Linked DNA regions of Homo sapiens: region 2 is linked to region 1. A link is an interaction called in ENCODE POLR2A ChIA-PET data of the cell type or tissue named here. Cell type or tissue: OCI-LY7. All regions are shown on one strand. Each heading gives the region's core, and the rest is flanking DNA. Links, peaks and the distances in the headings are about the cores only.

Region 1 (8,224 bases), core at 1,533-5,532:
ACAAGAATTTTATGTAACTTAGTCCCTTCAAGTTTGAAATCACAGTGTCTCCCTTACTCAAGTTTATGTCTGTACGGTCAGCTGCAGTCTACTCTGCTGCTGCCTGGATATATGAAGTGGAAACATTCATCGAGGGGCCAGCACTTTTGGCTTCGACATGGTTTTGTCAGCCGTGGCCACTTCCCATTCATTCCAGCTAAGACGCAATTTCTATTCTTGACTCCCTGACTCCTTAAATGTAGAAAAAGCCTAAAAATCCAGTATATGTCCATTCCTTAAATTGCCCACCTCCTCATTCATGTGCAGCCTCAGCGGTGACATACTCTGGTTTTACATGGCTTTTTCTTTGCATTTCTTTTTTGAGATGGAGTCTCACTCTTGCCCAGGCTGGAGTGTAATGGCACAGTCTTGGCTCACTGCAACCTCCGCCTCCCAGGTTCAAGCAATTCTCCTGCCTCAGCCTCCTGAGTAGCTGGGATTACAGGCACGTGCCACCACACCTGGCTAATTTTTGTATTTTTGGTAGAGATTGGGGTTTCACCATGTTGGCCAGGCTGGTCTTGAACTCCTGACCTCAGCTGATCCACCCGCCTCAGCCTCCCAAAGTGCTGGGATTACAGCCACCGTGCCAGGCCAGGAATCTGCATTTCTAAGAATCCACCCAGATGACAGCCCTCTTGGTGTTTGGCAAGCACAGTGGACCTACACTGCCTACGCTGGGCCTCGCTTGTCATAACCCCGAAGAGGAGCCACCCCACGTATACCCTCCCTGCTGTCACGTGTCCGTGTGAAGAGACCACCAAACAGGCTTTGTGTGAACAACAAGCCTGTTTATTTCACCTGGGTGCAGGTGGGATGAGTCGGAAAAGAGAGTTCAGCAAAGGGTGGTGGATTATCATTAGTTCTTACAGGTTTTGGGATAGGCGGTGGAGTTAGGAGCAATGTTTTGTGGGCAGGGGGTGGATCTCACAAAGTACATTCTCAAGGGTGGGGAGAATTACAAAGAACCTTCTTAAGGGTGGGGAGATTACAAAGTACATTGATCAGTTAGGGTGGGGCAGAAACAAATCACAATGGTGAATGTCATCAGTTAAGGCTATTTTCACTTCTTTGTGGATCTTCAGTTGCTTCAGGCCATCTGGATGTATACGTGCAGGTCACAGGGGATATGATGGCTTAGCTTGGGCTCAGAGGCCTGACACCTGCCCCTCTGGGAAATGATGCAGAAGAAAGGATGCCCTACAGTTGGGTGTAGCAAACAACAAAACTGCCAGTTACAGCAGGTTTCCTCTATGCAGGAGGGCCTTCAGAAAAGTGACGAATCCTTCTCTCCTGTATTGACCAAAGCTGTAAACAGCCGGACAACGTTTGGGCCCTTTAAGAGTCAAAGACAGAGACAAACTGGAAGCATTAAATTTTTTCCCTAGGTGTTGTGCTACCCCTGGATTAAAAGCCTGGGCGCGGTGGCTCATGCCTGTAATCCCAGCACTTCGGGAGACCGAGGCGGGTGGATCACCTGAGGTCAGGAGTTCGACACCAGTCTGGCCAACGTAGTGAAATCTCGTCTCTACTAAAAATACAAAAATTAGCTGGGTGTGGTGGCATGCGCCTGTAGTCCCAGCTACTTGAGGGGCTGAGGCAGGAGAATCGTTTAAACCCGGGAGGCGGAGGTTGCAGTGAGTCAAGATCGCGCCACTGCACTCCAGCTTGGGCGACAGTGAGAGACTCTGTCTCAAAAAACAAAACAAAACAAAAACCCTCGGGCCTGAGAATGAAATTATTAGTACTACAGTTTAACCTAACAGTGGCTTAAAATAGTCACGCGGCCTAGCCACACTATCTTACCACGTGGTACAGCTTCTACGGCGGAAATTTTACATTCTTAATAATTGAATTACAAAAGCATTTCTCCCTGTTACCTCAATTCTGGGACCCAATCCGGATCGAAAGAGTGGGGCGAGTGCTATTGATTGACGTGCATTCCAACCAACCTACGACGCAAGGAGAGCGCGCGCGAGCAAGACGATGCCCAATAAACACTCAGCCCCAGCGGCGGGGGCGGGGCTTGTGGGAACGGCCCACCGCAGGGTTGGCCACCTTGAGAAGCTGCGAAGATGGCGGAGTAAGGCGTGCCGCTGCAAACTGGCCTCTGGGCCGGGGGCGAGCAGCCCCCGGGAGGCCGAGTGCATCTGTTGGACCGTGCGAGGTGAGCCGAGAAGGCCAGTGACGGTGGGACGAGCAGGCGCCGAGGAGGTGGCGTGGCCCAGACGGGCCGGGTACGGAAGCGCGCAGGAACCTGCGAGTTGCGGGCAGCCGGCCTCGGCCTCGGCTGGGCGGGGGTTCCAACCTCGGCGGCTCCAGGGCAGCCGTCACCCGCCTTCTGGGTGTGTTGCACGGCCCACCCCTCAGCCCGTCTCGGTCCTTCCCAGTGCCGTGCCTTTAGCCACCTTTGTGCTTTCTGCTTGCACCCACACGGGGCTGTATCTGGCAGCCGCTGCTTCTGCCATCGATTTATTTTTCGAAGAATATCTTTGTTTTATTGATTTACTTATACCCCTCGCCTTAGGACTTCGTTCCCCCTCTTTGCCCGTCAGCGGTATCAGTTGAGGCCTGTTGTGGCTCTGAGTATTTTGTGTCCCCAGCCCGTTGACCTTGAGACTTGTAACAGGTTTCCCTTGGGAATTGCATTCGGGTGTGTTTATCGCGGACACCCTGGTGCAACTTTTACTAAAGCCGTCCGCTCCCACTCCCACCTCCCAAACTTTTATGATCTGAGTAAGCGGTTCTGGCACTGATGTCCTGATAACGTTCTAATGGCGCATTAATTTTGGCTGATGCCAGGGTCTTGATAGAATTCACCGTTTTTGGTTTCCGACCCAGAAGTACAGGAGTTCAGTGTACAATATTGTTTTTATAGAGACAGAATGATAGGGAAATGTTATTAGAACGTAGTTTGTGTAAAGTGGTGGGGTTGCACAGTGTCAACACTGAGGCATTTGGTATTCTGTTCTCCTTTAACCGAACGGGTTGTCTCTTTTGGTAATTTGGATTGTTGTAACCTTACCCTCATCCGGTCTCTCAGGTAAGATTCTAGGAAAGTTCCTGTTACTAGGTTTCTGAATTGGTGTGGCCTGTTTAAAACTGGCACATTAGTTAAGTTCCAACGGACACACCATTAGACAAATGAATGTTTTTGGGTATGCTCTTTGTTGGCCCTGGATTTGCTAGAGCTGAAAAATAATACAGAAGGACTTTTATATGAGACCTTTTTTGTCGCTCTGTCAGTTTATTTTTTGTTTTTTTGTCTTTGTCTCATCCAGGAGAAGAAAAAAAATATCGGCCAGAGGAGAGGAACTAACCGAACATTCTTCCTCCCTACCTTATAGAGGGGAGTGGTCATCTACACTAAAGCAAAGTGTTAGGCGCGTCCGTGCGAAGAGACCACCAAACAGGCTTTGTGTGAGTAATAAAGCTATTTATTTCACCTGGGTGCAGGCGGGCTGAGTCCAAAAAGGAGTCAGCAAAGGGAGTTAGGGGTGGGCAGTTTTATAGGATTTGGGTAGGTAGTGGAAAATTACAGTCAAAGGGGGTTGTGTTCTTGCGGGCAGGGGTGGGGGTCACAAGGTGCTCAGTGGGGGTGCTTCTGAGCCAGGAGATGGAATTTCACAAGGTAATGTCATCAGTCAAGGCAGGAACTGGCCATTTTCACTTCTTTTGTGATTCTTCTGTTGCTTCAGACCATCTGGATATATACGTGCAGGCTTGGGCTCAGAGGCCTGACACAAAGGTCTTAAGTAGGGGTCCATAAACTACTGGAAATTTTATGCACAATTATACATTTTTGTGGGAAGAAGAAGGTCCATAGTATCAGATTCTCAAAGAGGACACTGTTTCATAAAAGCTTGAGAACCACTGCTCCAAGACTTGACATCTTTTTAAAATTAATGCCAGTGCAGGTAGAGAGTAACTGCTTTCTTACTGTTCCTTTTGAATAGTTTATGATATTGATTTTTTTTTAACAATAGCTTGTCTGTTTGAGTAATATTGTATACTAAAATTACTAGCACCAGTGAGGGCCATATCCTTAATGTTCTTTTTCTTTTTAGGTTCCTTATCACAGGAAGAAAATTTTCCTTGACCTTTAGGTGCTTTTATATTCATCTCAAAAACAAAATTCTGAACTCAGGACTTGGCAAGTAAGTAATTGTGGGCTAATCGTTCCAAATACTGTTTAAGTAGCTTGAAAACAGGTACATAGAAGTGGAACAATAAGCCGTTAGCTTCAGCAGAAGACGAACATGAAAAATGACTGTAAGCTATTGAAATTTAAGTTAAATCTTTTATTTTTCAACAAAAGAAATGTATTAAATAAAAAGGAGTAATCTTGATCATTTGCTCAAACTACCAATAATTTTCACTGTCTAAAGAAAACAGACACATATTTAATTAGATTGAAGGAAATCAAATGATTAAAAAATAGGCCTGGCCCGGTGGCTCACGCCTGTAATCCCAGCAGTTTGGGAGGCCGAGGTGGGCAGATACTTGAGGTCAGGAGTTTGAGACCAGCCTGGGCAACATGGGGGAACCCTATCTCTACAAAAAATACAAAAATTAAGCAGGTGTGGTGGCACGCGCCTGTAATCCCAGCTACTTGGGAGACTGAGGCAGGAGAATTGCTTGAACTTGGGAGGCGGAGGCTGCAGCGAGCCGAGATTGCGCCACTGCGCTCCATCCTGGGCCACAGAGACAGACTCCATCTCACCCAAAAATAACGATTAAAAAAAAATGTTACTGGGTGGTTTTATTTAAATAAATTTTGTGTATATTTCAGGTATACAACATGATGTTTTGGGATGCATATAGATAGTAAAAAGGTTTCTACAGTGAAGTAAATTAACATCCATTGTCTCACATAGCTATTTTGTTTTTGTGGCAACAGCTAAAATCTCATTTAGCATGGATCCTGTTTACAGTATAATTTTATTACCTATAGTTGTCATGTTGTACATTAGATCGTTAGACTTGTTCAGCCTACGTACCTGTTCCTTTATATTCTCTGACCTATATCTCTTCCTTTACTAACTCCCACATCACTGTTTTGTTCTCTAACTCTGTATATTTGATTTTTTAAAAAAATTTCACATGTAAATGAGATTGTGCAATGTTTTTCTTTCAGTCCTCCTGACTCATCTATGCTGTGACAAATGGCAAAATATTTTGTTTTTTTTTTTTTTTGAGACAGTCTTGCTGTCTTAGCACTTGCTCTGTCACTGCACTCAGGCTGGAGTGCAGTGGTGCTATCTCAGCTCACTGCAACCTCTGCCTCCCTAATTCAAGCGATTCTTTTGCCTCTGCCTCCCAAGTAGCCAGGATTACAGGTGTGCGCCACCACGCCTGGTTAATTTTTATATTTTTTTAGTAGAGACAGGATTTCACCATTTTGGCCAGGCTGGTCTCAAACTCTTGACTTAATCCCAAAGTGCTGGGATTACAGGCATATGCCACTGCGCCTGGCCAAGATCTCATTCTTTTTTAGGGCTGAGTAACATATGCCATCATATATATGCACTGTAGTTTCTACAGTTTATCCATTCATCCATTGATGATGGACAGTTAGGTTTTTTCTGTATCTTGGCTATTGTGAATAATGTTCCACTGAACATAGGAGTGCAGACATCTTTATGAAGTGATTTCATGTTTTTTGGTTATATGCCCAGAAGAGGGAGTGCTGGGTTATGTGGTGGTTCCATTTTTAATTTCTTTAGAAACCTCCCAGCTGGGCGCGGTGGCTCATGCCTGTAATCCTGGCTACTCAGGAGGCTGTGGCAGGAGTATCGCTTGAACCTGGGAGGCGGAGGTTGCCATGAGCCAAGATCGCGCCACTGCACTCCAGCCTGGGCTACAGAGTGAGATTCCGTCTCAAAAAAAAATTTCCATACTGTTTTTCCATAGTGGCTGTTCTGATCTACACTCCCGCGAACAGTTAATAATAATTCATTCTTCTCTTAAACGAGGCAAATTTTGGAATATATTTATTTAATTTTTTTTTTGAGACAGAGTTTTGCTCTTGTCGCCCAGGCTGAAGTGCAATGGCGCAATCTCAGCTCACTGCAACCTCCGCCTCCCGGGTTCAAGCGATTCTCCTGCCTCAGCCTCCTGAGTAGCTGACATTATAGGCACCTGCCACCACGCCCAGCTAATTTTTGTATTTTTAGTAGAGATGGGGTTTCACCATATTGGGCAGGCTCGTCTTGAACTCCTGACCTCGTGATCCGCCCACCTTAGCCTCCCAAAATGCTGAGATTGGAGGTGTGAGCCACCGCGCCTGGCCAGTGTGTCCTTTCTTAATTGACAGTGACATTATATCTGCAAAATAGGCTTCATACCTACTGTGTTAGTTTTAGTTTCCTAGGCCTGCTGTAACAAAGCACCACAAATTGGGTAGCTTAGAATAACAGAAATTGTTTGATAGTTATAAATAAAGGTCAGATGTCTAAAACCAAAGTGTTGGCAGGGCCGTCCCTCTGAAGGCACTGAAAAAAAAATTTCCAGTCCTTCTAATTTCTTGTGGTTCCTTAACTTGTGGCAGCATAACTCCAGTCTTCACATGAAGTTCTTCCTGTGTGTGTATCTGAGTCCTAATATAAGGAGACTAGTCATATTGGATTGGGGTCCATCCTGCTCTGTTAATGACCTCATCTTAGCTGCTGACATCTGTAATGACTCTATTACCAAATAAGGTCACAGTATGAGGTAGTAGGGGCTAGGACTTTTAACATACGAATATTGGGAGGACACAGTTCAACCCATTAACACCTACTTATACCTTGATTAATTATATGAAAACCATTCAGTGTACAACTGCTTCAAGGATTGAAACCTTGTATGTAGTCCCAGCTACTCTGGAAACTGAGGTAGTAGGATTGCTTGAGGCCTGAAGTTCAAGGCTGCAGTATGCTGATTGTGCCTGTGAATAGCCACTGCACCCCAGCTTGGGCAGCATCAGAATTATAGAGACAGAAAGTAGAATGATGGTTGCCAGGGGTTGCAGGAAGGGCAGCGAGAGGGAATTACTGTGTAATGTGTACAAGGTTTCAGTTTGGGAAGAAGAAATGAGTCCTGGAGATGGATTACGGTGATGGTTGCACAGCAGTATGAATGTACTTAATACTACTGAATTGTATACTCGAAAGGGTTAATATGGTGAATTTTATGTGTATTTTATCACAATAAAAACATTGAAAAATAAAACAATCTTTGTATGTATATGTATATATGTGTGTGTATATATGATATATATGATTGATATATATATATCAGTAGTAAGAAAGGGAATAAAAACTGATGAGGCAAAATGCCCTTTAGAGTGAAGAAGGCCTTACCACTTGGATTTACAACTTTAAGTCCAAGTAGACAATAATAGAAACTTGACATTGGTATAGCACAATATTTATAGTAATCTAAATATCCATCTGTAGGCTGGGTGTGTTAGCTCACACCTGTAATCCCAGCACTTTGGGAAGCCAAGGCGGGTGGGTTCTTTGAGGTCAGGAGTTAGAGATGAGCCTGGCCAACATGGTGAAACTGTGTCTTTACTAAAAATACAAAAATTAGTCGGGCATAGTGGTAAGTGCCTGTAGTCTCAGCTACTCTGGAGGCTGAGGCAGGAGAATTGCTTGAACCTGGGAGATAGAGGTTGCAGTGAGCTGAGATTGCACCACTGCCTGGGCAACAAAGCAACACTGTCTCAGGGGGAAAAAAAAAAAAAATATATATATATATATATATATATATATATATATATATATATATATATATATATGGTGTAGAGAACTGATGTAAATAAAGTACATCAAAGGTAGTACTTTACTTACAGACTGGTACTTTGTCCTGATATGGAATGATCTCTAAGATACATTAACAGAAAAAGCAAGGTACAGAACAATATATAGTGTGCTTTCATTTGTGGGAAATGTCTCTAGAGATGTTTTGTAGCCATAGAATATTCCTAAAAGGATATGCAAGAAACACTGTTTACCCTATTTTACCTTATCTCGTGCATATATTTATTCAAATAAATAATTTAGAATTTTCAAAGAAAGGAAGCACTGAATAAATATTTGATAAATGACAACTTAAATTTTTGCTCAAGCAACAGTTTTACATCGATATAGTATATCCCTATCTAGGGGGCAGAAATTGAGCACCTAGCCCAGCAAGTTTT
Region 2 (8,224 bases), core at 2,349-6,348, 64 kb after region 1:
AGCTGGGACTACAGCCTTGTATCACCATTCCTGGCTATTTTTTGTATTTTTAGTAGAGACGGGGTTTCACAATATTGCCCGGGCTGGTCTCAAACTCCTGGGCTCAAGTAGTTTGCCTACCTCTGCCTCCCAAAGTGCTGGGATTACAGACGCTCTGCCAGTTTCTCCTCTTTTACTTTCTTCTCCGTGACTATCAGGGAGTTGGAAAGTGGGATCCACATTTTTCTATTCTCATGTAAAAACCCCTGCTCCTTTTTTAGCTCATCTTGAAAAGGCCAAAGATAAAGGGAAAAAAAATCTCTTCTCCTTTGAAATTTATGATCACCTATTTTTTTCTTTCTTTTTTTTTTTTCTGAGTTTCACTCTTGCTGCCCAGGCTGGAGTGCAATGACACGATCTCGGCTCACCGCAACCTCCACCTCCTGAGTTAAAGCGATTCTCCTGCCTCAGCCTCCTGAGTAGCTGGGATTACAGGCATGCGCCACCACACCCGGATAATTGTGTATTTTTAGTAGAGACGGGGTTTCACATGTTTGTCAGGCTGGTCTCAAACTCCCAACCTCAGGTGATCCTCCCACCTCGGCCTCCCAAAGTGCTGGGATTCCAGGGGTGAGCCACCGCATATGCTTACCTATTTTAATCTCCCATCTGCTGAGCTCCTAGTTACTCTCTAGTGTTCTCTGTCTCATTGTCATCATTTCCTCATGTCTTCATCTTATTTTGGACAAGTTCAAAGGTCCATCTGGATGTCTCTTCTTACTACTGTGGCCTCCTTGTCCCTTAATGCTAGTGATCTTTGTTTTTGCTCTTTATCAACCGTCTACTTCTCTGGGCATATCCTAGACCTTACAACACTTGGAACTATTCCACTTCTGTAATATTTTACCTCTGGTTAAGGCCTTTTATTCTTTTTTTTTTTGAGATGGAGTCTTGCCCTGAGTAACTGGGATTACAGATGCACACCACCATGCCCAGCTAATTTTTGTGTTTTTAGTAGAGTGGAGGTTTTACCATGTTGGCCAGACTGGTCTTGAACTCCTGACCTCAAGTGATGTGCCCACCTTGGCCTCCCAAAGTCCTGGGATTATAGGCGTGAGCCACCACACCCAGCCAGTCCTTCTATTCTTTAAGCTTTATTCTTTCATTCCCAACAGATATATTTTATATTTTTTTATATATTTTTTCTTAATTATTTATTTTTGAGATGGGGTCTCACTCTATCACCCAGGCTGGAGTGCAGTGGCATAATCATGGCTTGCTTTTGGCTTGACCTCAAGCAGTCCTCCCACTTCAGCCTCATAAGTAGCTGGAACTGCAGGCACACTCACTACACCTTGTTACTTTTTAAGAAATTTTTTTTGTAGAGACTGGGGTCTCATTATGTTGCCTAGGCTGGGGAACTTTTTAAAAATACGGATGGCTGGGTGCGGTGGCTCAGGCCTGTAATCCCAGCACTTTGGGAGGCCGAGGTGGGTGGATCACGAGGTCAAGAGATCAAAACCATCCTGGCCAAAATGGTGAAACCCCATCTTTACTAAAAATACAAAAATTAGCCGGGTGTGGTGGCACGCACCTGTAGTCCCAGCTACTCGGGAGGCTGAGGCAGGAGAATCGCTTGAACTCAGGAGCCAGAAGTTGCAATGAGCCAAGATTGTGCTATTGCACTCCATCCTGGGCAACAGAGCCAGACCCCGTCTCAAAAATAAATAAATAAATAAATAAATAAATAAATAAATAAATAAATAAATAAATACTGATGTATGGCCAGGCACAGTGGCTCACGCCTGTAATCCCACCACTTTGGGAGGTCAAGGTGGGTGGATCAGCTGAGGTCAGGAGTTCGAGACCAGCCTGGCCAAAATGGTGAAATCCCGTCTCTACTAAAATACAAAAATTAGCTGGGCATGGTGGCATGTACCTGTAATCCCAGCTAGTCATAAGGCTGAGGCAGGAGAATTGCTTGAGCCTGGGAGGCGGAGATTGCAGTGAGCCGAGATTATAGCACTGCACTCCAGCCTGGGCAACAGAACTAGACTCTGTCTCAAAACAAAAAAAATACTGATGATAGGCCTCACTAAACCTCAAGCCAAATAAATAGACTATCAAGGGATGGCCTGTGGCCATAATAGTGAAATTGACTGACTACTAATAGTGAAATAGACATCTGGTAGACTGCCTGTAATCAGTCTACCAGATGTCTCCTACCCTCTAAAATATTGGAAGATTTCTCATTAAGGAAATTAAATAGTTATCAGACAAAGGCTCCTGCCTTTGGGCATTCAAGGAACCACCAGCATAATGGCCTCCTCCCTAACCAAGGAATCCTGCCAAATAACACACATTTCCTGCACACTCAAGCTCCTAATGAGGTTTTTCCTGATTTGCTATGAAATATGAATAGACATGGCCGGGTGCGGTGGCTCACTCCTGTAATCCCAGCACTTTGGGAGGCTGAGGTGGGCGGATCACAAGGTCAACAGATCGAGACCATCCTGGCTAACAGGCGAAACCCCGTCTCTACTAACAACACAAAAGATTAGCCAGGCGTGGTGGCGGGCGCCTGTAGTCCCAACTACTCAAGAGGCTGAGGCAGGAGAATGGCATGAACCCAGGAGGTGGAGCTTGCAGTGAGCCAAGATCATGCCACTGCACTCCAGCCTGGGCAACAGAGTGAGACTCCGTCTCAAAAAAAAAAAAAAAAGAAAGAAAACGGACTGGGCATAGAGGCTCACGTGTGTAATCCCAACATTTTGCGAGGCCAAGGCAGGAGGATGACTTCAGCCTAGGAGTTCACAACCAGCCTGGGCAACATAGTGAGACCCCATTTCTACAAAATTAAAACAATTAGCTTACGTGTGGTAACACATACCTGTGGACCCAGCTGATTGGGAGGCTGAGGTGGGAGGGTCAGTTGAGCTCCAGAAATTGAGGCCGCAGTGAACTTAGATCAAGCCACTGTAATCTAGCCTAGGCAACAGAGCAAGACCTTGTCTCTAAAAAAGAAAGAAAGAAAGAAAAAGATGACCCTAAAGGAAATGAAGATAATACAAAATATAACTCCTGGCTTAGCCTCCTGAGTAACTGGGATTACAGGCACTTGCCACCACGCCTGGCTAATTTTTGTATTTTTAGTAGAGACAGGGTTTCACTGTGTTGGCCAGGCTGGTCTCGAAATCCTGACCTCAGGTGATCCACCAGCCTTGGCCTCCCAAAATGCTGGGGTTACAGGTGTGAGCCACTGGCCCGGCTTAATACATTTTTAATAATTTTAAGTAGAGATGGGGTTTTGCCATGTTGCCCAGGCTGGTCTCAAAGTCCTGGGCTCGAGTGATCCACCTGCCTCAGCTTCCCAAAGTGCTGGGATTACAGGTGTGAACCACTGCACCTGGCCCAATTTCTGTATTTATTCACACTAAAATAACTTTGAATACTTTACTACCCTAATTTATTAATTTGGGTTGCTAAGTGTGATTATTTCTTTTTAAATAATCTATAAGGGTTTGTTTGTTTGTTTGCTTGTTTGTTTTTGAGACGGAGTTTCGTTCTTGTTGCCCAGGCTGGAGTGCAATGGCGCCATCTTGGCTCACTGCAACCTCCCCTTGCCGGGTCAAGTGATTATCCTGCCTCAGCCTTCCAAGTAGCTGGGATTACAGGCATGCACCACCATGCCCGGGTAATTTTCTATTTTTAGTAGAGATGGAGTTTCACTATGTCAACCAGGCTGGTCTCGCTAACCTCAGGTGATCCACTCGCCTCGGTCTCCCAAAGTGCTGGGATTACAGGCGTGAGCCACTGTGCCTGGCCTAAATACTCTATAATTCTTGTCTTTGCCTACAATTTACCGCTAGAGAGTTTTAAATTTTTTCTTTTGCATATGTAATATGTTTTTTATTCTGTCTCAATTCTGATTCTTCCTGAGCATTATAACTGTAGACATAGCACATAGCAGATTAATACCTCTCTTTTCAGGATGAAAGTCAAACTTCTGCATCCTCTTGTGATGAGACTGAGATACAGATCAGCAACCAGGAAGAAGCTGAGAGACAGCCACTTGGCCATGTCACCAAAACAAGGAGAAGGTGCAAGACTGTCCGTGTGGACCCTGACTCACAGGTGAATGGAAATATACAAACTGAAAATAAACCACCTATGCCAAAATTGGCATACTTTTATGGAGATTTCTTTTTAAATTCCCATGTGATGTCATGTGTTTGTAAGGTTACTGTGTGCTGTAAGCTCCATGAAAGCCCAGACCCAAGTCCAGCTGCTCATCACTGCATCCCAGGGCTTGGGCCTCAGGAAGCACTTTTTAAGTATTAAGCTCACATTAAATATTTGTTGTATAAATATGAACATTCATTGAGTGTTCACTTAAGTGAGGTGTAGTAGGTAGGAAGGAAAGAGAAACAAGCATTAAATGTGTTTTTTGTTGTTTTTTCGTTTGTTTAAATTCTCCTTCCTACCTTGTCCCTGGCCTGGTGATCACCCTGTACTTAGTCTTTCAGCAGTGTGATCACATGATTAGCAAGGGGCTTCCCTCGCTTGCTTTCCGTAGACTCTGGTTTTATTCTTTTATCTTATCCTTTTATTCAAATGTAATTTTTACAAAGCACAGTCTTTTTTTTCTTTTTTCTTTTCTTTTTTTTTTTTTTTTTGAGACAGAGTTTCACTCTTGTTGCCCAGTATGGAGTGTGATGGCACCATCTCAGCTTACTGCAACCTCCACCTCTCAGGTTCAAGCAATTCTCCTGCCTCTGCCTCCTGAGTAGCTGAGATTACAGGTGGCCACCACCACGCCCAACTAATTTTTGTATTTTTAGTAGAGACGAGATTTCACCATGTTGGCTGGGCTAATCTTGAACTCCTGACCTCTGGTGCTCTACCCACCTCGGCCTCCCAAAGTGCTAGGATTACAGGTGTGAGCCACCATGCCCAGCCCTGAAACACAGTCTTAATTTTCTTTTCTATGTTCATATTGTTGCAGTAAACTGAGGAACGGAGAGACTAATACGGAGTACAGGAGGATTTGTTTATTTTAGGCACGCACCGGCTCGGAGGATTCACATCTAAAAGCTGAGCCTTGAACAAAGACTGAGCGGGTTTTTATAAGTGGCTTTACAGAAGCAAAATAAAAGCAATTAATCATACAGTAACAGGTTACATAATCTATAGCGTAACATAACTTGTGACTTAGCCAGTGGCCTTGTAGCTGCATTAAAAGAAAAACAAGAACTGGCTAAATACAGACATTTGTAAAACATAATCATGCTAATCATGCTTAAGAAGCCCGGGAAAAGAGTAACATTAAAAGAACTTGTATTTCTCTTTTTTTTTTCTTTCAACCTTGCTCTGGAACCAGGGGTCGGGGGGAGGGTGGTGTCTGGAGCTTATTCCTTTGGCCTTGGCTATTTGGACAGCGTTATCTTCTAACTGTCTTCAAAGTGAGCTACTAGGCAGAGGAAAACTTGTTCTTTTCTTTTTAACTCTTGCCTTGCCACATTCTGGGCCTTAGTTTTTACTTTTCTTGGAGTGAATAAATGCAGTACTTATTATTATTTAAATTTCTGCCTCAATGTAGTCACTTGCTCAGTAGACTGTCTAGGTTTCTTCATTTGTCCTTGCTAACAGAGCTAATCTTGCCATTTCTATTTTCCTCTTAATGTGCCCTAGTATCTCCTGTTCTCAAATTTACATTCTCGTGACAGTTGATAAGGCAGAGAACCAAATCTGCCACCAAAAATCTCATTCTCCTACTTTTCTTCCTTTAACCCCTTTTCCCCCTCACTTTGGTACTTATCTTTGGAAGGCAGCAATTCTTATTTATCATCGAAATCTTTTATTTCCTTTTTAAATTTGTAGCAGAATCATTCAGAGATAAAAATAAGTAATCCCACTGAATTCCAGAATCATGAAAAGCAGGAAAGCCAGGATCTCAGAGCTACTGCAAAAGTTCCTTCTCCACCAGACGAGCACCAAGAAGCTGAGAATGCTGTTTCCTCAGGTAAACGTGGAATAAATGGTATGTCAAGTAACTTTAAAAACCAAAATTGCTAGAAGTAGCCAGGTACATTAATTTCCTAGGACTGTTGTGACAAAGCACCACAACTGGGCAGCTTAGAACAACAGAAATTTACTCTTTCATAGTTCTAGAGGCTGGAAGTCCAAAATCAATGTGTCAGCAGGACCATGCTTCTCTGAGACTCTGGGTGGACTCCTTCCTTGCCTCTGACTACTTTGCGATGGCTGTCGACGCTTGGTGTTCCTTGGCTTGCAGCTGCATCATTACCAGTCTCTGGCTCTGACAGCGCATGACATTCTCTCTCTATGTCTTCTTAATAGGACAGCAGTCATATTGGATTAGGATCCACCCAAATAGGCCAAGCATAGTGGCTGGTGCCTATAATCCCATTACTTTGGGAAGCCAAGTCAGGAGGATTGCTTGAGCCTAGGAGTTCAGGACCAGCCTGGGCAACATGGTGAGACCCTGTCTCTACAAAAAGTCAAAAGAATCAGCCAGCCATGATGGTGCACACCTGTGGTCCCAGCTACTCAGGAGGCTGAGGTGAAAGGGTTGCTTGAACCCAGGAGGTTAAGGCTGCAGTGGGCCATCTTCATACCACTTCACCCCAGCATGGACAGAGTGAGACCCTATCTCAAAAAATTAAAAGAACATCCAAATGATGTCATTTTAACCTTAATACATCTGAAAAAAAATTCCCATATCTAAATAAGGTCATATGACAGGTACCAGTGGTTAGGACTTCAACATATCTTTTAGGGGGCCACAATTCAACCCATAGCACCATGTTATAGAATTTCTTTTTTTTTTTTTTAGACAGAGTCTTGCTGTGTTGCCCAGGCTGGAGTTGCAATGGTACGATCTTGGCTCACTACAACCTCCACCTCCTGGGTTCAAGCGATTCTCCAGCCTCAGCCTCCCAAGTAGCTGGGATTACAGGCTCGTGCCACCAGGCCCAGCTAATTTTTGTATTTTTAATAGAGACGGGGTTTCACCATGTTGGCCAGGCTTGTCTCGAACTCCTGACCTCGTGATCCACCCACCTCAGCCTCCCAAAGTGCTGAGATTACAGGCGTGAGCCACCGCACCCGGCCTTCCTTTCGCTTTCTTTTGCCTACTAAACCTCTGCTCTTAAAAAATAAAAAATAATAATAAATAAATGAAAATAAAATATCTCAGTATTAGTTTCACCTGGGCAAATCTGCTAGGGCCCTGAGCCTTGCCAGAGGAGGAGTTAGAGAGACTGAGAGAGGATAATTCATTCCAGTATCCACCAAGCAGTTAAATCTGGAATTTCTAATCCTGAGCCTTCTCATTTTCCCTAAAACTTTGAGTGTCATACTGAATCTAGAAAATTACAGGATTCCTTGGGTCTGAGATGGGCTTGGGAATCTTCAGTTTTTAACAAGTCTCCCAGGTAATTTTTAATTTTTATTTATTTATTTATTTATTTATTTTTGAGACAGGGTCTTGCTCTGTTGCCCAGGCTAGAGCACAGTGGCACGATCTCAGCTCACTGCAGCCTCAGCCTCCTGAGTACCTGGGACTATAGGCATGCACCACCACGCCCGGCTAATTTTTGTATTTTTAGTAGAGACAGGGTTTCACCATGTTGCCCAGGCTGGTCTCAAACTGCTGAGCTCAAGTAATCTGCCCACTTCAGCCTCCTAAAGTGCTGGGATTACAGGTGTGAGTCACCATGCCCAGCCAGCATTTTTTAATACAGGCCAGTTTTTTGTCCTCTGAGTTGGTTTGTCTAATATGTCCTCATGCTTAGAATCAGACTATGGGCTGTTGGCAGGAATCCCAAAGAGCAATGCTGTTGCTTCCTCAGTAAGCACCCTAGGAGGCACAAGTGCTGGTTTTTCCTATGGCTAGTCACGTTAACTTCCATCAGTTAGTTATGGTGGTGTCTGCTAGGTTGTTTCTTTGTGAAGTTACTCTTTTACCACTTGGAATTAGTAAGTATCCTGTGGAGAGTTACTCTACATAAATATCCTTTCTTTGTTTTGTTTTGTTTTGAGACAGAGTCTCTCTCTGTTGCCCAGGCGGGAGTACAGTGACAGGATCTCGGCTCATTGCAACCTTTGCCTCCCAGTCTCAAGCAATTCCACTGCCTCAACCTCCCAAGTAGCTGGGATTACATGTGTGCACCACCATGTTTTTGTTTTTTCAGTAGAGACAGGGTTTCACCATGTTGGCCAG

What was found. Peaks named below come from ENCODE experiments on the same cell type or tissue, not always from the same donor. Only the 100,000 strongest peaks of a DNase experiment are listed, where the experiment ranks them.
Region 2: POLR2A ChIA-PET joins it to region 1 with 5 read pairs; 22 of 35 experiments call an interaction of 5 or more read pairs at or near these places.

The regions. Positions count from the first base shown.
Region 1 is chr15:41,281,905-41,290,128 of GRCh38, forward strand. It overlaps OIP5-AS1 (OIP5 antisense RNA 1), which reads left to right and starts at 793. Exons shown (of 5, transcript NR_152821.1): 1 at 793-814; 2 at 4,107-4,196. RefSeq lists enhancers at 981-1,722, 3,207-3,946. In OCI-LY7, for the core only: no CTCF peak of the experiment used is centred there; DNase peaks (open chromatin) are centred at 1,987, 2,667, 3,087 and 3,737; H3K4me3 peaks cover 2,652 bases; H3K27ac peaks cover 2,324 bases.
Region 2 is chr15:41,345,129-41,353,352 of GRCh38, forward strand. NUSAP1 (nucleolar and spindle associated protein 1) reads left to right here. Exons shown (of 11, transcript NM_016359.5): 3 at 3,970-4,113; 4 at 5,860-6,001. Among named protein-coding and RNA genes, the nearest start is that of NUSAP1, 16 kb to the left of the region's middle. In OCI-LY7, for the core only: no CTCF peak of the experiment used is centred there; no DNase peak of the experiment used is centred there.